Linked DNA regions of Homo sapiens: all the other regions are linked to region 3. A link is a loop called in an ENCODE intact Hi-C map of the cell type or tissue named here. Cell type or tissue: endothelial cell of umbilical vein. All regions are shown on one strand.

What was found. Hi-C counts contacts between places; a loop is a spot of excess contacts. Peaks named below come from ENCODE experiments on the same cell type or tissue, not always from the same donor. Only the 100,000 strongest peaks of a DNase experiment are listed, where the experiment ranks them.
Region 1: it touches region 3 in a loop (9-fold over the local background); 2 of 110 quality-filtered maps call a loop at or near these places.
Region 2: a loop joins it to region 3, with 2.6 times the contacts of the local background. A loop is called at or near these places in 7 of 110 quality-filtered maps.

Annotation. Positions count from the first base shown.
Region 1 is chr3:178,166,563-178,174,562 of GRCh38, reverse strand. All of the region lies in intron 10 of LOC105374235 (a long non-coding RNA gene), which reads left to right. Among named protein-coding and RNA genes, the nearest start is that of LINC01014, 250 kb to the left of the region's middle. In endothelial cell of umbilical vein, no CTCF peak of the experiment used is centred here; a DNase peak (open chromatin) is centred at 3,692; H3K27ac peaks cover 2,405 bases.
Region 2 is chr3:177,813,398-177,821,397 of GRCh38, reverse strand. LINC02015 (long intergenic non-protein coding RNA 2015) reads right to left here and starts at 4,533. Exons shown (of 3, transcript NR_110826.1): 1 at 4,402-4,533. In endothelial cell of umbilical vein, no CTCF peak of the experiment used is centred here; DNase peaks (open chromatin) are centred at 2,427, 4,507 and 7,887.
Region 3 is chr3:177,928,093-177,936,092 of GRCh38, reverse strand. LOC107986154 (a long non-coding RNA gene) reads left to right here and starts at 1,801. Exons shown (of 3, transcript XR_001741024.2): 1 at 1,801-1,991. In endothelial cell of umbilical vein, no CTCF peak of the experiment used is centred here; DNase peaks (open chromatin) are centred at 3,012 and 3,542; H3K27ac peaks cover 1,987 bases.

The DNA of each region.
Region 1 (8,000 bases), 240 kb before region 3:
AGTGCTATTGGATTTATTGTTAGGTAACTCATATTCAGCATGAATAAGGACACCCTGCCTTGAGACCTCTGTAAATAACTCATCCAACCACTGCAGGGTTCATCCAACTTTACAGGATGTTTTCTGCAGGAATGTTCAATAAATAGTTACTGATATATCCTTGAGTACATGAATGTTTTTGAAACCCCGATGCTTCTTTCTATTTCACAGTGGGAACAATCAGGATGGACTCTTGAAATTGCTTTTACAGTTTTATGACTTGTTTGGAACTCTTCATTCCACTCTCAAAGAAAAATGGGCATATTCAAGTTCACCTAAGATGAACTCCTGTAAAGCTTTCCACTCAAATGATTGAGTGATGTTAAGCAGTATCATGCACAAGAAATGGACTTTGGCAAGATATTTGTATTGATTGCCCTTGGAGTGTAGAAAAGGGTTAAGGCAATGAGAGAATAAAGAAGAGTTGGATTACTTGGTCACTGATAATTGCTCCAGCCCACAGAGCAAGGCTGATGCAGCAAATACAACAGACAGTATTAACCAGTTGTGAAACCAAGATAGGGATAATTTATATATTTTATTTAGTTTTGCACAGGACAGTAAAAGACTAATGTGCAGTAAAGCTGATCTGAATAATGGTACATATTAGATATTTTTTTAAAAGGTATTACTTTATTTCTTTAGGCTTAAACAGTAACTGAAATAATAAGAAGACATAATAATTTACAATTATACAAATGTTTCTAAAAACTAGTATGTCACAACAAGAGAGGATTTTGATAATTTTAGCTTAAATAAGAGCTAATGTCAGAGTACACTTCTGATAGAAAGATGTAAAGAATCAAAGATCCAAACAGTAATTGATGATCCCCTAAGATTAGTATAAAGATGCTGCAGTGGACATTACTAACAAGGAATTCTAGTTCTGAATAGGTTGCTAACTATGTGAACTTAGGAAATTCTTATAACTTCTGTGCATCTCAGTTCTTCTAAAAAGAGTAATAGAAATTGGACTAGACCAATGGATTTCAAACTGTAGTCCATAAATTCCTTGGAGATCCTGGAGCTATCATAAAGTGACTGTGAATTTACCAAAATACTGAGCATTGCACATTGTACTGAGCATTGTAAAGAAATAGAATATTTAAATGCCTATGAACTACAATGTATCAAACGCACCTACTTACTATTGTAATGAATAAAATATGTAACAATTCCTTATTAGCTAGATGACAGTGAAAAAAGTTAATCATTCTGTGTTTCAGTTTCCTCATCTGTAAAATGAAGATGTAATTAACAATACCTTCTTCATCACAGTGTTATGACTATTAAATAGTATAATTAAGGAAAGCTTTTGGAAGAGCACTTTGGACACAAACAACATTGAAAAAGATTAGACATTACAATTTTCATGATTACTATTATTAGAATTCTTTTTTTTTTAAAGACAGAGTCTCCCTCTGTCACCCAGTCTGGAGTGCGGTGGCATGATATCGGCTCACTGCTACCTCCGCCTCCCAGGTTCAAGCAATTCTCCTGCCTCAGCCTCCTCAGTAGCTGGGACTACAGGCACCCACCACCAGCCCCGGCTAATTTTTGTATTTTTAGTAGAGATGGGCTTTCACCATATTGGCCAGGCTGGTCTCAAACTCCTGACCTTGTGATCCGCCCACCTCAGCCTCCCAGTGCTGGGACTACAGGCGTGAGCCACCACACCCGGCCTAGAATTCTTAAAAGCACTGATGAATAATAGCATCTTACCACTATGCACTTTTTCAGTGAATGAATATTATAATGATTATGAGTGCCCATAAGGCATATTTGAACATAGAAAGATCATTGTTCTGGTTATTTACTGCTGAAAAACAAACTACTCCAAAATTTATCAGCTTAAAACAATTCTCTTATATTGCTCATGATTTTGTTGGATTGAGTATTCAGGAAGACCTCAGCTGGGTGGTATATCTGATCCATGGACCATCCACTGGAACAGCTAGGGCTGGAAGCTCAGCATCCAATTCATGGAAGGGGCTACACAAGGATGTGAATTCCAGGAGGCATGGTTTGTTGAAGCGGGAACATTTGTGGAAACTAGCTCTCACAGTCATTATTTGCGTGGAAGTTGAGGATGACTAGTGAGTTAATTCCTTATACCCCTTTCAGCTCTTGGATTCCATATATCTAATTGGTACTTGCTTAATGAGGAGGAGAATGCTTTTGTTAATACCACTGCCTCTACCACCAGGCATTTTCAATGCTATTTCTGTTGGCACATTTTTATTTCATTCCCAGGAGAGGAAAGCAGCATGCTCTGCCCACTGCAGACACATTTGCCATTTACAAGCCTGTAAGTGTTATTTCACCACTTATTTCTCTCTGTGTATTAGAGTGTGAGTTCTTTCCCTATTTAAAATCAAATACTGTCCTGGATTGCTCCTCCAATATGTCAAATTTTAAAGATGAAAGTCAACTAAGATTTTTGCTATTTGAGTATGTGGCAATAGACATCAGAAACAGATTATGTAGGGAGATGAATGTAATTTTTTTCTTTTTTTTTTTTTTTTTACAAAAAGCTTGAAGGGCTATACTGAAGTGCTCATTATCTAAACATATTGTTAGAGATCAAGTGGTTTCTGTCACAGGGCTTAAACTTCTTTAAATTGCAACCTAATCTGCATAGAAAAAGAAGGTGACTTTTTGTATGACATTGGACTTCAGACCTTGGTCTTTCTGTTTAAGTATACACAAAATTTAAGATTAATCACTTTTTTGCATGGCTTTTCAAATGTGAGAACTCAACTCCCAACTTTCAGACTAAGGAATTTTCAAATTTTGCTCCAGGTATAATAAGTTCTTCTAGCATCCTCCAGGTTCTCAGTTGACTGTTCCAGGTTCTTGATTGTAATATGACAGTGTTTCTCCTTTCGCTTAATGCTTGAGTTGTGTGCTTATGCAGTTTCATATATTTCAGGCATCATCTATTTGTGTTCTTGACCATTGATAATTATCTTATTAATTCTGGTTAGATGTCTTATTTTGGCTAGGGCTGGTGGACAGCCTGTCATATGGCCTCACGGAATATATTCACCACAGCTTCATAACCGTGAATATTCATCATAGCACACATATTTGTGACATTTGAAACTTTTAAGTAAGACACAGATGTTTGAGCAGATTTCTTGATTTATACTCAGCTCACAATTATTGAGTTTAAACATAGTAAATGGTTAACCTCATAGAGTGTCCCCTCCCTGCCCCTGGGAATTCTGAGTAATTCTAGCCAATGCATTTTTTTGAAATTTAATTCAATTCCCATGATAAGTTTAATATCTTGCCTGTGCTGCCACTGAAGATAAAAACTCTTGTCATGCATATATGCATCATATATACCATTTTGGCCTATTTATATTATTTTAGATTTAATTTTTACTACCTTACTGTGATTATGAAGGACAATTAAAGCACCAAATGCGCCCTGTTGGCCCACTTACTTGGTATAATGAAACAAGTATTTATATTTCCCTCCGAAGTGTTTGGATCTACTTTAGAACCACCAGAAATCTTGCTAATTCATGTAGTAGAAAGAGAGGTTGAATGAGTCATGTCAAGTGATCCATGAGATTAATATAGACAAATATGTCATATCCTCATGCATGCAGCTGTGAATGACATATCTACTTTGCCATCTGTAAACTTAATGGACAAAATGTCCCAGTGACTTCTTTAGAGTTCAGAGTAATTCAGTTATCAGCAGGCACATTTCCTGTTGCCTAATACCCAAATCTAATTCCATGGGGAAGCTTTAGTCTGGCTCTTGGAGTAGGTAGAAAAATCTGCTAACCACATTATGCTCTTTCATAACCACATTGAATTGTACTGTTAGCTAACACTGAGTAAATGCAAATGTCGTATACTTTGAGACAATATATGCTTTATATGAATCGATGTTCATTCTTGCTACATTTATATTTTAACTCAGTAGTGAAATTTAACAATGCACAGTAATATAAAAACTATCATTTATTTCTGTGCTTAATAAGATCTGAAATAAACCTTTCTGTAAAGTAACTATATAGCATCTTTAATTTACATTTTATTTATGTTATGTAACATTTGCTATTTTTATAATGAATGTCATATTATTTGCTCCACATTGAAAAATATGTAGCATTTCTTCCAGGAATATCTATTACCTTTCTTACTATCTGTCAAATCAAAATCTTAATTTTTCTGTTGCTTCTTATGTAATTATTTCAATTTACAGAATAAAATTTCTAATTTTTAATACACTTAATTTATATAAGAATTTCAGCTTTACAGAAAAATTGAGAAGATAATACAACAAATAATTTACCTAAACACACACACACAGATACACACTGTACATACACTTTTCTCCTATTATTAATATCTTACATTAGTGTGGGTCATTTGTTATAATTAGTGAACCAATACTGGTATATTATTGTGAATTAAAGTTCATATTTCACATTAAGTCTCCTCTTTGTGTTGTACAATTCTCTGGGTTTTGACTAATGTATAATCTAATTTATCAATAATTGCAGTTATCACCCTGGACTTGTAAGAGCTATTGATCTTGTTATTATCTCTGCAGTTTTAATTTTTCCAGATATTTATATGGTAGTAATCATACAGTGTATAGACTTTCAACAGTTCCTTCTCTTATTTAGCAATAAATATTTAAGGTTTTTCTATTTTTTTTGAGCTTTATACCTCAAAGCTTTTTATTGTTGGATAATATTACATCATATGATGTACCATAATTTGTTTATATTCATTCACATATTAAAATCAACTTGGTTTCTACGAAGTTTTGGCAATTATGAGTAAAGCTGTCATAAACATTCATGTACATATGTTTTCTATTAATTTTGGTATATACCAAGAATATGACTGCAGCCTCATATGATAAGCACATTTAGCTTTGTAAGAAGCTGCCAAACCATCTTCCAAAGTGCCTATGGGATTTTGCGATCCTATCAACAATGAAGAAAAGTTCATGTAGTTCCACATCCTTACTAGTATTACTAGTTAATGTAGCTCCATATTTTTACTAGTACTTGGTGTGCTCAGTGTTTTGGATTTTAGCCATTCTAATAGGTGAGCAGTAGTAACTTGTTTTAATTTACAATTCCCTAATGACATATAGTGTGGAACATCTTTTCATATGTTTATTTGACATGAGCATATATTTGGTGAGGTGTCTATTCAGATGTGTTACCCATTTTTTAATCACCTCATTTCTTTTCTTGCTGTGTTCTTTTTCAATTGTTAATTCTTATGGATACATAGTGGGTGAATGCATTTATGGGGTACATGAGATATTTTGACACAGGCATACAATGTGTAATAATCACCTCAGTGTAAATGAGGTATCCATCACCTCAAGCATTTATCATTCCTTTATGTTACAAACAATCCAGTTGTACTCTTTTCGTTATTTTTAAATGTAAAATAAATTGTTGTGGACTGTAGTCACCCTGTTGTGCTACCACATACTAGATCTTATTTATTTGATCTCATATACTTTTGTATTCATTAACCATCCCCATTTCCCATCCAACCACCCACTACCCTTCTAGCCTCTGGTAACCATCATTGTATTCCTTCCATGAATTCAATTGTTTCAATTTTTAGCTCCCACAAGTAATTGAGAACATGCAAAGTTTGTCTTTCTGTGCCTGGCTTATTTCACTTAACATAATATCCTCCAGTTGCTTCCATGTTGCTGCAAATGACAGGATCTCATTTTTTATGTAACGGAATAGTACTCCATTGTGTATATGTACCACATTTTCTTTATCTATTCATCTGTTGATAAACACTTAAGTTGCTTCCAAATCTTGTTTTTTGTGAGTAGCACTACAATAACCTGAGAGTATGGATTTCAGATTATCTCTTTGATATACTGACTTCGTTCTTTTGAGAATCCTAGCAGTAGGATTGCTGGGACATACAGTACTTCTATTTTTAATTTTTTGTGGAACCTCCATACTGTTATCCATAGTGGTTGTACTAATTTACATTCCCACCAACAGTGTATGAGGATTTTATTTTCTCCACATCCTCACCAGCATTTGTTATTGCCTGTCTTTTGGATAAAAGCCATATTAACTGGGGTGAGATGATATCTCATTGTGGTTTTGATTTGCATTTCTCTAATGATTAATAATGTTGAGCAACTTTTCATATACCTGTTTGCCATTTATATGTCTTCCTTTGAGAAATGTCTTTTCAGATCTTTTGTGCATTTTTAATGAGATTATTGGTTTTTTTTTCCTGTTGAGCAGTTTGAGCTCTTTATTTATTCTGGTTATTAATCCTTTGTCAGATGGATGTTTTACAAATGTATTCTCACATTCTATGGGTTGTCTGTTTATGTTGTTGATTGTTTCCTTTGCTTTGTGGAAGCATTTTAAGTTGATGTGATCCTACTTGTCCATTTTTGCTTTGGTTGTCCACACTTGTGGTGTATTACTGAAGAAATCTTTGCCCAGTCCAAAATCCTGGAGAGTTTCCCAGTGTTTTCTTTTAGTTTTAGTAGTTTCATAGTTTGAAGTCTCATATTTAAGTCTTTAATCTATTTTGATTTGATTTTTGTACAGGATGAAAGATGGGTCTAGCTTCATACTTCTGCATATGGACATCCAGTTTTCTAGCACCATTTATTGAAGAGACTGTCCTTTCTTCAGTGTATGTTCTTGGCACCTTTAGAAAAAATGAGTTCACTATCAAAGTATGGTTTTATTTTTGGGCTGTCTATTCTGTTTCACTGGTCTGTGTTTCTGTTTTTATGCTGGTACAATGCTGTTTATAGCTCTGTAGTATAATTTGAAGTCAGGCAATATGACTCTTCCAGTTTTGTTCTTTTTGTTCTTTTTGCTTGGGATAACTTTGGCTATTCTGGGTCTTTTGTGTTCCCATGTAAATTTTAGGATTTTTTTTTTCTATTTCTGTGAAGAATGTCATTGGTATTTTGATAGGGATTACATTGAATCTGTAGACTGCTTTGGGTAGTATATAGACATTTAAACAATACTGATTCTTCCAATCCATGAATATGAAATTTCTTTCCATTTTTTGTGTCATCTTCAATTTCTTACATCAGTGTTTTATAGTTTTTATTGTAGAGATCTTTCACTTCTTTGGTTGAGTTTATTCCTAAATATTTAGTTTTATTTTTAGCTATTGTAAATAGGATTACTTTCTTGATTTCTTTTTTAGATTGTTTGCTTTGACATATAGAAATGCCACTGATTTTTGCATCTTGATTTTGTATCCTGCAATTTTACTGAATTTATTTATCAGTTCTAATAGTTTCTTGTTGGAGTCTTTAGGTTTTACCAAATATAAGATTATATCATCTGCAAACAATAATAATTTTATTTCTTCTTTTCTAATTTGGATGCCTTTATTTGTTTCTCTTGTCTGATTGCTCTAGCTAGGATTTCCAGTACGATATTGAATAATAGTGGTGAAAGTGAGCATTCTTGTCTTGCTTCCAGTCTTAGAGGAAAGGCTTTTATTTTTTTCTTCATTCAGTATGATACTAGCTGTGGGCTTGTCATATATGGCCTCTATTATGTTGAGGTATTTTTCTCATATACACAGTTTTTTTAGGGCTTTTTATCCTGAAGGGTGTTGGATTTTATCAAATGCTTTTTCAGCATCAATTGAAATGATCATATGGTTTTTGTCCTTCATTCTGTTGGCATGATGTATCACATTGACTAATTTGCATGTGCTAAACCATCCTTGCATCCCTGAGATAAAACCCACTTGGACATAATGAACGATCATTTTAATGTGTTGTTAAATTTGGTTTGCTAGTTATTTTGTTGAGGATTTTTGCATAAATGTTCATTAGGAATATTGGCCTGTAGTTTTCTTTTTTGATGTGTCTTTGTCTGGTTTTGGCTTCAGAATAATACTGGCCTGTTTGAATGAGTTTGGAAGTATTTCTTCCTCCTCTTTTTTTT
Region 2 (8,000 bases), 110 kb after region 3:
GCCTCTTCTTTCTTTCTTTCATCTTTCTAGCTTTCTTTCTTCTTTTCAAGGTCTGTGGCTAGATACTAGAATTTTAGAATCAACATTTCCACTATGATTCTATTTAACTTTCCAGCTTTTACACTGGATAAGTCTCTTTATAAAATCAAAGGTGTTCTCATTTAAAATTAAGTTTATTTCCAATGCTGACATAAAAGGTCTCACAATTTTCATTGCTATTTTCAGCCATGGAGCTGCAATAAACCCTTCTAAGTTTGTGTGCATAACAGGTATGGAATATAGTCATCTCCCCTACCATGAACAAAACAGGAAAAGAAAAAAGGGTTTCAGGAAAAAAAAAAAAAGAAACATGTCTCATTTTTAGAGGTCAAAAGTCATTTTCATCCCCTGAAAATGCTTTGAAAGTGGTCCAGACCTCAAATTACCATAATTTTCACCTACCCCTATGTAAGAAAAGGGAAGTAAAAGCAAAAGGAATCATAAACATCTCGGTGCAGGACGTTCTTACTTTCTGTAGAATCTTTGTGGTTTCCAATCCCTGCATGACTTCCCAGCACTTCTGCATCACTCTTCCCCTTATTCTTCTCTAATATGTTTCACATTGATTTTTTTTTTCAATTCTCTGCTGACTGCACATTCTGAAAATGCTTTGACCTTAAAGTCAAGATCAAGTTTGCATTCCTGGAGTAAACAAGAAAGAAAGATGGAGAAGAGAACTTAAAAGAAAACCATTTGACCAAGAAAAACTATGGAGCAAAATATGTATCCTAAGAAAAGGGAGAAAACAGTGTCTTTCTTCTGAGGTTTCTCTTTTTTTCTAAATTTGGCATTCAAGGTGAAGAATATTAATATAAACTACCAATGAAAGAAGAGAAAATTTTCCTCAAGTACTATTTGTATGGAGACTAGTCTGGCATTAACCATTGCTATCACCATGTAGAATAACAGATCTGTTAGAATGAAACTTCTAACCATACTGTTATACTCAGGTAGTGTACTGGAAAAGCAAGAACCATACATTACGGCTCCAAGAAAAATAGAAACAAATTAATGCTGGAAAAATATGTGTAAAAACCCACAAGTTTGAATAATCTTCTAAAATTGTTTTAGGTTTTATAAAGACTTTATCTCTGTCTCAGGGCCCAGCTACAGTAAACTGACAGTTAACTGCTTAAAAAGAAAGTACATCTTGAAACGTTCATAACTTTTCATTTATAACAAAGGCAGAAAAACAATCACATTTATAAGAAGATATTTTTTCTTTTTATATCCTACTCTGAAGCAAAATTCTGACACAACTAGCAGAAGGTACTTTAAGACTCCAATGTGACACATTAAATGTGGACATCCAATGCAAGATTAACTCAGTTGAGTATCTGGGAGAACTTTGTGGTTTTTGTTTGTTTGTTTGTTTGTTTGTTTTACGAAGTCCCTCCACTGAAATACTGTGTCTTTGCAAAAGCCTTTTCATGATCCAAGTTTTAATTTAATGTGATATTATCCAGGAAGCAGTTTCAGTAATAGGTTTGTGTTCACATGGACAACCTGGTTTGGCTTAGACGTTTGTCATAGAGTATGTGGTAGATCTCTATCCATTGGAAGCATGCTTTTACTTGGATTAGAAACCTACATAGGATATTTGGTGAATAGTATTGGTGCTTACCTGACATTCATTGCCTCTTCTTTCTTTTTTTAATAGAATCTAATTTTGTCCACATATCCATCTTTCCTTCTCATAGTCATGAACCTCAACTCCAGGGGTAGTCTCATTGGAATATAGATTTACTCGTTGGTCTCTATTTCCCTTGCAGTAATTAATTCAGGAATGGACATGTGATCTAACTGTGGACAATGAGACAGGGGGAGAGGCTGTCAGAAAAATTTGAGAAAAAGAGAGAAGCGGCCAGGTGCAGTGGCTCATGCCTGTAATCCCAGCACTTTGGAAGGCCAAGGCGGGAGGATCACTTGAGGTCAGGAGTTCAAGACCAGGCTGGCCAATATGGTGAAACCCCGTCTCTACTAAAATACAAAAAATTAGCCAGGCGTGGCGGCATGTTCCTGTAATCCCAGCTACTTGGGAGGCTGAGGCAGGAGAATTGCTTGAACCCAGTGGGTGGAGGTTGCAGTGAGCTGAGATTGCACCACTGCACTCCAGCCTGGGCGACAGAGAGAGATTCCTTCTCAAAAAAAAAAAAAAAAAAAAAGAGTGAGAGAGAGAAAGAGAAGCCTGAGAAGTGACTCTTTCTTCTCCTGGGTATTATTGCCCATAAGTATACTGCTTAGATCTGGCATAGCCTTCTTGCTACCATTCTAAAGAGGAAACTAGCTCAAAAGATAGCAGAGTGAAGAAATATTTTGTGTAAAAACCTAAATGTCATTGAGTCACAGTATCAACCAGCCATGAGATTCACCCTACGTGAGTCTTAGCTATGGGAGAAGTTACTATTGTCATTTTAGATACTTGGCCTCTGGGATTCTATTCTTTGCAGCCAGTAGCAGGCTAACCAATTTCTCTTGGCTTCCTTCAATTGTATCCACCTTCCTGGCTTAGGCCTTTCAGAAGAAGACAGAGTCCTAAGCCAATGTGTTTACCCTTGATTTTAACTTGAAACTTTCTGCCATTAACATGGGGAACAAGATAAATTTATAGAAATAAAAATAATATGATTTAACAATACCAAAACATTAATATCTGAAATGTATCTTGGAGGGATTGCTTCATGTGCCTGGCAGTGTTGTCAGCGTCAGGCTGCCGAGTAGAGATGTGAACGACAAAGCATTTAAATGATCTGTGTTGTCATTTTTGCAACACGAGCTCACACAGATGATGGTCGATTTAATAAATCAAATTGGACAAAAAAAAATTCAGTCTCTCTCCACAACCTTTCTCAAAACTACCGTCAGAGTTTTCTTCTCCCCTCAACGACCTCTTGGGCAGATCCACGACTTTCTGTTTACTTTCAAGTACTATAGAACTTATTTTCAGGAATCAAAAAACTCTAACCCAATCAGATACCAAAACTTCAATTTATTCTTGAAATCAATGTTTTTCCTCCCCAGCTCAAGTGCATTTGTGTCTTTCTTTGTTGTCAAATGCCCTGTGTAGGACAGATGTTCCAAGAAGTCTTTTTCATGAAGTACCTCTGTTAATTCTTTGGAGACCCTTTCAGGGACTCATACATTTAACATTTCCTGATGCATTCAAAACACTCTCTCGTTAATCTTTTGTAAGAACCTTGACTCCTGTACCAGAAGGTGCTTGGGATTCCTTCATTCCAGCATGCACCCCTCTTGCTGTGAAATGGTGGGAGGCCCTTCAAATAACTTGCACTAACTTGCACAGTGCTACTTGTCCTGCAGGAAAATGAACACATCCTCCCCCATCATGTTCTCAAACTTCAAGCACTGCTGCCTTTTGGCCTCACTCTGTCATGCTGCGCATCTTCAGCCACCTCATACCTGTGATTTCTCCTGCAGAGTCAGGCACCAGGCCCTGTGCTGCCCACATTCAAGCACTGCCTGGCTAAACACTGAAGCCATTAACCACATGTGTCCATTGAACACTTGAAATGTGCCAGTCCAAATTGAGATCTCAAAGCTTTAGTATTAAAACACACACACACACACACACACACGCACACACAGAGCAAGATGTCTCATCACTAATTTTTATATCAACCACGTGATAATATTTTGGATATATTGGCTTAAATAAAATGTATTAGTAAAATTAATCACCCATTTCCTTTCCCTGTTTTTTAAATAGGCTACTAAAAAATAAATTACATGTGTGGCTCACATCATATTTCTATCGGCCTGCACTTCTCTAGAGCCTTGGACACAAAGAATGCCCCCGACCAGAGCACTGGCATCGCCCAGGAGCCTCTTAGTAGCAGAGAGCTTGGACTGGCAGTAGTGCTCAGAATTGTCATTTTAACCAGATCTCTGGGTGAAGTTCTGATGTAGGATAGAGGTACTTATTCTGAGGTCTCAGCACTCATGTTGATTCTTAACAGTCTGTTACCAGTTCATGACAAAATAAGTGCAGGAATTAAGAGTACTGTTCAGAAATTTTTATAGCAATTTGATGTTACAATACAGAGTATGTAACCTCTGAACATTGTTTCCATTTCATTTTTCTAAAAATTCAGTTCTAGTAAATCTATAAACCTGTCACTCCATGATGGACTGGAAATTGAAACAGGTTGGTCCTTTATCACAGAAAGTTTGCAAAGTCCTGCTCTAGAGGGCACCCTTCAAACTCTCTGAGGAAATTTCTCGAACTCTGTAAGATGGCAGTATTCCCCACTAGTGAGCCTCTCTGTCCTCACCACCTTTGCTCCAGAGGGTTTTCTCTCAATTTCCTCTCTTGGATCAAGACGAAGTCACATAGCAGCTTACCCTTCCGTGCCAAAGTGCTCTCTTTTCCTACAATTTTCTTCCCGGCTGTTAAATGTGTTCTTTGGAGTGACAATATTTGATGATTGGCCAACACCTTAACACATCCTGTGGGGAACATGTCTAAGTACCTTTCTTCAGAATGTGCAATGCAATTGTCACAGGTTACCCTCAGTTTTGGACGTTAGCCCAAATTCCAAAGCAATGAGAAAGTTCCCAGTCTGTATCCAATCAAGGCAAAGACTCCCAGCTTCTCTGGGGAACTTATTTTGGGCTCTGGCATTTTCTGTTTTGTCTTTTCCCCCGTCAAAACACTCCTCCAATTTCCCCACATGAGTTGAAGTAGTCTTGGCAATCAATCCTAATTTGAAAGTTTTAACTGGAATAATATGTAATCTTTCTTAAATATTATACTCTAGGCTTCTTCTACATTTTAAGGAAAATCTTGTAGACGTGCCCAACACATTCTATTAAGATATAGATATACATAAGTTAGTGCATATCACGTATTCCTTGTATGGGAATTTAAACCTCTTTTTTAGTCAATTTAATGTCCACAAGCAGTTCACCATTTAATCTTATGGCTTATTTTGTATAAAGAAAGTCTTCTTCATTAAATGAAGAACCGCTTTCTAATTCTCAATTTTAACAACATAATCACAGATTTCCTTGCACCAAATTTATTTAAAGAAAAACACACCTGAGTTTTCAGTTTATACCCACATTAGTATTTTATTAATAGTTTGAATGTTAAGTGGCAACCACATTCCAAAAACCCTGAAAAATTCATAATTTCTTTATGGTTTTTAAGAGCTTTGCTTCTTGCCATGATACTTTCAATAGATTTATAAGTGTAAGCAATTCATTTTTTTTTAAAGAAAGTAATGGATATTTATTGATTTCTTAATATGCACTAGGCACCCTATTATAATGTACTCTTTTGTACTAAATCTACAAAAATGAATAAAACATGTCCTTCCCTTGTGTAACTCAAGAGTCTGGGTGATGAGACAGACTCCTACACAGAAAATACAACACAATATCAGGGGTTATAAGACAGTATTTTGTGCAGGATTCTGTGGGGGTAGAAGGAAGGGGCCCTTAACTCCTAAGGAGATTAGGGAAAAGCTTCCTGGGGAAGATGATGCCTGGAACTAGAACTAGAGGGAATCATAGCAGGTTTTTCAAGTTAAAAAAAAAAAAGTTTGCAAAACATTCAAGGCAGTGGGTACTGCATGATTAAATATTCAAAGGCATGAAACAGTCTAAAAGTTTTAGAGCTAAGTAGGTTAAAATGAGGCCGGAGAACAGAGAGAAACCAGGTGATGGAGACCCTGAATGTTACACCTAGGAGCATGAACGTGACTCAACAGGTGTTGCAGGCTGTGAAAGTGGTTCAAGCTTCTAACGCCATAGTTGCCCATTAGTTTCTCTTCTGGTCTAATTTTGCAATTATTTACATAGAAGATCTTTAATATAAACCTTTGTTGAGTTCAAGGCCACATATAAAAATCAGAGAGAATGATAGCGTCAGTGAAACAAGCAATATATAAAAGAAGCAGGAACACTCTCTAGCTTCCTTCATGAGTAAGAATAATTGCCTTAACTGTTTTTGGCACTAAGTCCGTTTTCATATGGCATTCTATTTTCTAGAGTGACTTTGTGACATAGATTAGGCAGATATCATTTTTTCCACTACAGTTGAGAAAGTTGCCACCAAGAGAGAGAAAGTCAGAACAGTAGTAAATGGCAGAAGAAGAAGATGGAACCAGGTCTTTAAGCTGCAGATGCTTTGCTCTTCTCTTTCACTAGGAAATGGAATCTATGTTAATGAAATTCCTTGCCAAATTTAAGAGGTAATTGTTGATAACGAATGCCATAGGTAACATTACCCTGACACACACGTTTTGTAAATTTGTCTAAACTAAGTTTGCTATGTATATGATACTATTAATAATGATTAAAAACTAATAATTTATTGAGCACCAGAAAGTGACTATTTTTCTTCCTTTGTTAGTGTTTTCTTCTACAAATTTTCTTCTAAGAATGGTTTTAGCTACATCTCACAAATATTGATATTTTGTGCTTTTATTATCATTTAGTTCAAAATATTTTCTGACTTCTCTTATAAGTACTTCTTTGATCTATGGGTTATTTGGAAGTGTGTTGTTAATTTCCAAATATATGAAAGTTTCCTTGAGATCATTTTGTTATTGATTCCTAATTCAGTTATACTGCGGTCAGGGAACATACTCTGTAAGATTTTAGTCTTTTCAAATTGATTGAGATTCCTATTAAGGTCCGGAATATGATCTAGGTGAATAGTCCATGAGTACTGGAAGGAATGTGCACTCTGCAATTATCAGGTACAGTGTTCTGTCAATAGTGATTAGGTTCAGGCAGTTGGTGATGTTCAGATATTCTGTATATATAGTCTTCCTCAATTTTTTGTCTGCTTATTCTGTCAATGAGCAGACAAAATTACTGAGAGATTTCTAGAACATCTAACTGAAATTCTAGATTTATATGTATTTTCCTAAAGTTATGCCAGATTTTTACTTCAGGAATTATGAAGTTCTTTTATTTGATGCCTACACATTTAAGAGTTTTATGCCTTACTGATAAATTGGGCCTTTTATTATTCTGAAAGTATCCTCTTTACCTCTGGTAATGATCTTGGTCTGACAATCCACTTTGTCTGATATTAATATAGCCAGGCCAGCTTTCTTATGTTTACTTTTGGCATGGGTTATCTTTTGCCATACTTTTAGTTTTAGTCCATGCTATTGCCCTTACTTGCAGCACCCACTGGGGATGTAGAGAGTTGGAAAGAGTGCTGCTCCATCTTTAATGCAGAAACAACAGCAACGAAGGACATATGTATCATTTCCAATGCTATTTACTCCATTCCACCGTCCTAATTTCATTTTCTTCAGGTGGAAGAACTTCCCTGAGTACTTCTTACAGCTTAATTCTGCTGGTGACAAATTCTCTCACCTTTTGCTTTGTGAAAATGTCCGGTAATGCGGGTCCACTAAAGATGAATTCTGAATTCTCTCAACTTCTGCTTATGTGAAAATGTCTCCACGGCACCTTTAGATTTTATTTTTATTTTTTAATGACAATAAGGAAATAATACATGTGTCAGGTAATGGATGTGCTAAATACCCTGATTTGATTTTACACAATGTACACATGTATCAAAGAGTCACACTGTACCCCATAAATATGTACAATTTCACCTTTATTTTTGAAGGATATTATATTAGTTTCCCATTGCTACCATAAAAAATGACCACAAATTTAACGCCTCAAAACAGCAAAAATTTATTATTGTACAGTTCAGAAATCCAACCTGGGTCTCACTGGGCTAAAATCAATGCGTCAGCAGAGCTGTGTTCTTTCTGGGAGCTCTAGGACAGAATCCATTTCCTTGTCTTTTCAAGCTTCTAGAGGCCACCTGCATTCCTTGGCTCATGGCCATCCTCAAAGCCAACAATGTCACATCTCTCTGACCTTTCTTACATAGTCACGTCTCCCTCTGGCCACAGCTGGGAAAGATTCTCTTCTTTTAAATACCCATGTGATTGTACTTGGCCCAC
Region 3 (8,000 bases):
TTTGAGGTACTTCTAGTAAATAACGTAGAGCTTGTTCTTGAAATTTTTATGCAAACAAATCTATAAGGAATCAAGTTTCACTTAGTTATTAGCCTTGATAGTATAAAAGGGCCAATGAAAAGAGAAAGAAGAGTTTAGAAATAAGAAATGGAACCTAGGATATATAGATTTATACCATACCAATGTGTCCTGATGGTTATAGAACTGTTCCCAAAGTTTGAGTTTTAATTAATTTTTTTAAAAACCTTACAAGGTGAAACTTAAATGAATCAATAATGCTAAACAAAGCAGTCTGCATTTCTATTAGTCTGGTTCTGGCTTCTCCTATCTCTTTAAAAAAAATATTTACTGTGCAAACTACAGGCAAAGTGAATTTTCTAAAGGACACCATTTTTAAAGAAACTGAAAAAATGTAAATTTTTCTCTTCTTTCACTTTGAATCTTAATAAGATCAGGTTCATATGATTACTACAAATATGAGAGGGAAAAAAGAATAGACGAAGGGGCAGTGAGGGGAGGAAGAGTTCTAAACCATTTCAGTGGAGTAAAGATCAAGTTCATTTTAATATAATTTTTAATGGTTGTTCAAACTCCTATAATGTACCCACACAAAAGGCTTCAGTTAATGTGTGTGTGTATTTTGAGCAGTTCCCCTCTTCGACCCTCGAGTTTAATTTCCGTCCTTCAAATGAGATGAATGGAGCGTGAAGCAGGTCATATCTCAATGCTGACACATGGGTTGCAGATAGAACTCACAGCCTGGAGAAGCAGCCAGTTTGGAGATTAAATCAAAGCAGCTCTGAATAGATGGGAGGTCAGCCAGGGCCAGCTTTGACATTTGATAGGACCTTGTGATCAATCAGGCCTTTCTTCACTCTTCCAGGCGTCCTTATGACAGTGGCCCTAAAAAAACAGATGGGATATGTTACAAAGTGCAGGAGAAGCACTAGATTGTGAAGGAGATAGGTGTCAATATTATCAAAGGGACAACTGTTATTTGAAGCAGCCAGCAAATGAGAAGGTCCTGCTTTGCTGCAATTGCTCCGCTAAAGTGTGCCTCTCATGATGTGAAATCTGAACCTTGGGAATAGTGAGATAATTTTTTAAACTGATTTTTAAAATTTCTTACCTCCTGTGTAAACTTTGAACATTCCTGATGTCATAAGATTAAATTTTAGCCAACATTCACTCTGTGGATAAACTGTATTTCCAACAAGGTCAAGCTTAGTTTGTGCTGTTTGTTTCTCTGCCTGCTAGGGAAGACATACACACACACACACACACACACACACACACACACATATCCCCCCACAGGACATGATAACCTTTGGAAGAGAAGAATTAAGGGATGTTAATGCAGAGCGCTTGCTGGGCAGGGACCTATGCGTGGTTTCAGGAAATCCCAGTCACGTCTCCAAGAAGGTCATGAAAAATGAATGGCCCCAGAGCACCACTGTGACAGACTGTTTTAGTGAGTGGTAATGGGCCATCTCTAGAATGAAAGGTTGTGTATTTATAACTGTGCAGGCCGCCGGGTATCACACCATTCATTATGCCTGCCTGATTTAAGGGAGATGCCTTTTCCGGGGGTGACATGGGAGCAAATTATTTCCAGGAAGATCACAGCTCTCTTCTCCCCCTCCACCTGCCTCTCTGTATGGCTCACCTCATCCCAGCAGTAAAACACACTCTCATGGTCACAAAAGCACATTCTCTGAATTTTTCTTGTCATAGAGCATTTCACAACTAGAGCTTATCTTACCCCAACTTGTATTGGGATGAGAGAGCTGGAATGAGGGAGCTTGCCTAAGGAGGGCTTAGACGAGGGAGGATACCACATTCTCACTCTGCTGTCTTTCCTCTATCAAGTGTCTTACTGGGAGGCTGTGGACCGATGCCAGGTGACGTGATAGACAGCTACTGGACTAATTTGCAAAGCGAATTTCTGAAGTCAGATTTTTTGCTTGATATGGATTCCATCTTCAGAGAAGGTAGCATCTGATTCACATTTTGTTTCTTGTTTACAGTGGTCTGGCATTAGTTAACTGCAAAATTACTCAACCTCTCAGGACTTTTTCTGATGAGAAATTAACCAATTGCACAAAATTTTGTCTAAGTCATTTTCCAACATGAATGCTTTGGGAATGCTTGAAATTCTAATAAGATAGGCACATGAAACAACCACAAATTCCAACCAGCATATCACATGTTATTAAAATTAATTATTAAGAAAAATTTCAGGAAATGTGTTGATGTAGCTATCTCAATAGAAATATGCAAAGTCTCATATTATAAAAAGAGTATTTAAATCTGTCAGAAGAGTTATCATAAGGTAAGTTGTTTTAAATAAAGGATTTAGATCATTTAAGGAGTTACATAAAAAAATAAGCTTTATATTTCACACTGGTCTGTTGAGGAAAAGATACATATAACATACTTGGTTTTCAACCAAGTTAATTCAGCTGCCACTTTAACATAGCTGTAATACATCAATGGTTAAAATAAGATTTCTACAACCGTGTTTTCATGGTCCGTGTCACAGGCGCTTTTTTGAAGAGATGGTACAGTTATTTTGATGATACTTTCCAGAGGGGTCAAAACACATCTGAGAGACCTTTGGATTATCAAATGTGTGTGTGTATTTAATTTACGCAAATTGTGCCCTGATTCTGGCCCCCAAGAGCTCAGATGTTTGTGAGACTTTAGAGACTATTTACAGAGAGGCACTTTTTTTTCTGAATAATTTTGTCATTGAAATGTGGCAAAAATCTTTCAAAATGGTAATTCTCCCTAGAAAGCTAATCCTTCAAGAGGTTTTTTTTTTTATGTCTCAGAGAAAGCTGTGTGTAATCAAAAGACTCTACAAAATACATGTTGGTTTTAGTCACTCTCTATAATTCCATTTAACTATTGCCAACTCCAAATACAGCCACAATTTTCCTGTATCTTGTGCACATCAGATAAAGAATGCAGAAACAATTGGCAGTTGGCAGTTAAGTAGCCAAAAGAGGAAGGAAAAAAGCTTTGCTAGTGTTTTCCAATTAATTTCTTTTCAAGTGAAAGTTTGAAAAGAAAAAAAAAATAAGAAAACTGGAAATGACCTAAAAACTCTGGTGTGATAAGATAAACTTTGGCCTGACCATCACCCTGTTTGACTGAATACATAGTCTAGGTATGAGAAACATGACCAGGAAAACATGGAATGTATTTTCAACAATTTGTAAAATTATGCTGAAGCTTTAAGAAATATAAAGGATTCGATTTTGAAGAAATTAAGTCTGTTGGAAAATTAGTGAGGGAAGAAAGCAAATAAAAATAAATATTTCATTAATGACTTTGACCACAATTTTATTTTTAAAAATTGTGCTAATGCCAAATTCTTTTTTTAATCTGATTTCTCAAATAGAACAAAGACACTTATTAATATCAGGAATTTCATCATATTTTATATTTCAATTGTCCCTTTTAAATAACCAACAAATGAGTCAATGTTTGTCAGAATGACCCAAATGCATAAAGCATTTAGTGAACACTCTGGCATGTAACAGTTTACCAAACATGCTAGCCCCTGTTTTCCCTTAGCGGAAAACAAACAGTGATAGTCTTGGTCACAGGCATAGCCAGGGAGTTTTTGTTCCACTCCATCCAAATGCCTGTTGAAACCCTCTGATTTCTCTCTTAGAATTCATGTACTCTTGATCCTGAAAAATCAATATAACTGACCACTTCAAGTATCTCCCACATTCTGAATAATGTTTAAGATTGCCCAAAGTTTTCTTAAAGGCAGAGGCTATAACCTGGTGACAGAGTTTATTTCAGATTGGGCATGGACTTCTCTCTTCAAAAATGTCCTGGGCTCACATGTGACAAAAGGGCTTCTCTGGATTCAAAACCCCTCACAGGCTGCATCCAGGAGGATATGAAATGGGCTCGCACAGGTTCTGTTTTGTAACCACTGGGCCATGGAGCGAATCCACTTATCACAGCTTATTAATTCATGCAAAGAGGCACAGGACATCTTCTTTGCCTAAAGTGATTAAGAGCTCAGGATTTCTTGAAGATAGGCAGATCTGGGTTCAAATCTCAGATCCACCTCTCACTGATGTATGACATTGGGCAACTCTCTTTAAAGGAGGAATAATAATGATGCCTAATTCAAACAATTGGTATGAGAATTGTCTAAAATGATGACAGAAAGCAAGTTTCAAAGTTCCTGTTACACATAAGCATCTCATAAAGGTAACATTATTATATATAAATCTAGCCTATCTTTGAGCACTCCAACCTGGGATAATTCCAAGGACCAAGGGAACACCATGCCCTCATGCCATTTTAAGCTATCGTTTTGTAATTAAAGAAAAGAATTAATCAAAAGATCAGTTAAGACAGTGGAGAGGTAGGAGACCAAACTTTATATTTCACGATATTTGAGAAATCAGATTTAAAAAGGAATTTGGCATTAGCACAATTTTTAAAAATAAAATTGTGGTCAAAGTTGGCACTCTTCAAATAGTGACTAAATAGTGACTAAAAGATTCATTGACAATGTCATCCTCTTAAACACAGTGGAATTGCCTTTTCACAAAATGTTGAATAATAGCAATTAGAGCATTATAGCATAGTGTATCCTCTAGAATATGAGTGTATTTTTATCCATTTCTGCATAACAAATTATCTCAACATTTAGAGGCTGAAAATAGCAAACAATTATTTTTCAAAAGTTTCTGTAGCTCACGAATCAGGAGCAGCTTAGCTGTGTCGTTTTGGCACAGATTCTTTCATGGGCTACAATCAAGGTTTTGGCTGAGACTACAGTTATCTCAAGGATATCTGCTTCCAAGCCCATTCACATAGCTATGGGCAGGTCTCAGAAAGTCTATTTTCAAGTCCATTTCCATGGGACTTGCCACAGGGCTGCCTTATGCTTTATAGCATGGCAGCTGGCTTCCCCAGGGTAAGTCATTCAAAAGAGAGTGAGAGAGAGCCTCCAAGATGAAAACTGCAGCCTTTTATAACCTAATCCCTCAATTACTGTCCTATCACTTCCCAGGTATTCTATTTGTTATATGTGAGTCAACAAGCCCAGCCCACACTCAGCAAGAAGGTATTACAAAACGATGTGAATACCAGAAGGCAAGGATCACTAGGAGCCACCTTATAGGCTGCCCACCACAGTGTATCCTCTGGTGCCCAATGATTTATTTACCTCTCAAATGCAAAATGTACTCACTGCCCCCAAAGACTTCAAAATTCTCATTCCATTGCAATATCAGCTTCAAGTCCATAATCTCGTCATCTAAATCAGGTCCAAGTATGAATGTGGTTTCTCAAGTGTAGTTCTTTAAGCACAGCTCTTCAAATACAATTCCTTGTTATTTTTAAACCCATAAAACAAGAGCAAATTATGTCTTCCTCTGCCAACATGCAACAGCGGGACAGATATAAGATAAGCACTTATATGACCCTGTTCAAAGAAGGGGTAGGGGATGGAAGACATAGGGGTTACAGGTCCATGGCAGTTCTAAAATTGAGCCAGGCAAATGTTGGAAGATCCTTGATTAGGTCTCATATCTGAAATAATTCTTCGTGTTTCTCCACTCTGCCCTCTGGGCTCTTGGTTTCACCCTCCTAGTCTTCTTTCTAGTTTTGCAAAATATAGCAGGTGTTAAAATTCTGGGCCTTCAAAGCCCTGTCTTCATTCTGTACTGTTCTGCACTGTCCCATTCCATCCAAGTGGTAATGTTTCTGTATCTATCTCTTTTGAGAACCTTATGGGTTTCCTGTGAAACTTCTCCAGGTTAAATCCATCAGACAAAAGCCCCACCCACACACCTCTTACAGATAATCTCCCTTCCACCTTGGGCTTCTGCTGAGATGACTGGGGACAATGCCCTTAGGCTTCTTAGAAGCTCTACTCTTTGGCTGAGAGAATCTGTGTGGCACACTCTTAATCTCCTTAAGGGGCCCTTCAGTCTGACTGAAGGTTCTCTGAGGTACCAGAGAATTGTGAAGATCTTAATAAAAAGATTTATGGCCACACCCTAGACATTATCTCCGTTTTAGCATCTCCGACTTTCTGAATAGTGTGAGAGCTTTCAGAACCATCAAGATCCAGCTTCTTTTTGTTTAACAGTCCTTCCCTTAGTTTAGCTTTCTCTCATCTCATGTTTTACTATAAGCAGCAAGAAAAAAAAAATGGGTGGTAACTAACCGTTCTGCTTGGAAATCTCAGCTAGATCCCCTAGTTTATCAGGCACATTTTCTACTTTCCATGTTCCTGCAGACAAGTGTATTGTTAAGTTTCTGCCCTTCCCTCCAGTTTCCAATAAGATTTTTCTCCCATTCCTTTAAGGCCTCACTGCCAGCCTCCTCATAATTCAAAATTGTATGCACAATGGGTTCAAGGTACTTGATCTTTCACCAATACTCTACTCAAAATTCTCACAGTTTCCACCTTCTACACACCGCCTATTTCCAAAACCACTGTCTCATTTTAGATTTTGCTATAAGAGCACTCTACTTCCAGGTTCCAAAATCTGTCAGTCAGGAGTTAGAATTCATTCAGCAGTCAGACAAGTAGAACCACTAGCAAAGTGAGTCAGTGACCATGTTCCATTCTTGTGTCATTCCATTCAATACTCACGTTCATAGGAAAACATCTCACTGTCCCAGCCTGGTTCACATGGCCATCCACTCACTGGCCAGAAGGAAGGCAGTACAGTTGGACTGACAGTGCCATCAAAATGACATGTAATAAGAATGGTTAGTTTTTCAAAAGAAAAGGATATGTTACTATCAAATGAAGCAGAAAGGGATACTGGTTGGGTGAAAGTAAAAGATGCCCACCACCTCTATCAAAAGTCTTTGTAACTGGCTGATGGTCTGCTATTTGCAAATAATGGATAAAAAGATTCCCTAGAGTGAACGGTTCCCAAAGATGTCGGGGTGCTTTACAAAAAAAAAAAAAAAAGATACGATTTTTAATTCTGTCTACAGCTCTAGGGCCATCTCCTATATCCAGGTCAGTTCATACTTTGCTGGTTTGTAATGTTGCATAGGAACAAGTAGTAAAAGGTAGGGAAGGAATAAAATGTCTTGACCCAAACAGAATGATTAGGAATACCTATCTCCTAGAGACATAGCCTGGGAGAGGAATTATGACTGAGACCACACAAAAGTCTGAGTGTGTCGTAAACAGGATAAACATTCAGACTTTGAAATGACCATCAATTTCTGTCTTTTCTATTATTAACATTTCTCTGCCTGTATATTTAAAAAACAATAATTCAGAACATGAATCTTTGCTTTCTCCCAAAAATGTCTTGGGCTATGTGATATTTTCACACAAAGGAGCTATTTTTGGCATTCAAAAATTGCTTTTCTTCCTGCTGGCAAAGAGAATTCACTCACTACCTACTAGTGCATAACGCTTATTTTGCTTAAAAAAGAGAAAAAGGAAAAAGGCGCTTCCTCCAAATGATATAGGAGAAAAGAGAAGATATTAAATTTGTAAAGGACAAAATTACTCCTCCTCTTTGAACATTTTCTGGAACAACACCCTGCTGCCTGTCTATTGTTTCAGAGGCTAATAGTTATATAAAGCCTCTTTAACAGCTTCTATTCCACGACATCACTGTCTCTGCCATGAAAGGAGTAGGCAATGGAGTAATGACTCACTTTAAGACCGCACCCTTATTTATATTCAGGGCTTGTCATGGGAGAGATTACCCCATTCTTTTTTGTTTCTTATTTTTTCCTTGTTTGGCTCTTACTTCCTTCTTTAATCCTTCTAAAGTTTTGTTTCAATGTCTACCTGGAACCCCTATGTTCATACTGAAAATGAAAGGAGAAAATTAGGCCGAGAATCGAAAGATTAGAATTCTCTTTGGTCTATTAACTTATGAGTGCTCTGAAGCCAATATTTTATTTAAAGAGAGAAACAAAAGTAGAACTTTGTAAATAATTTTTGCCCAATTTGATGCTTAAATGGATATTATAGG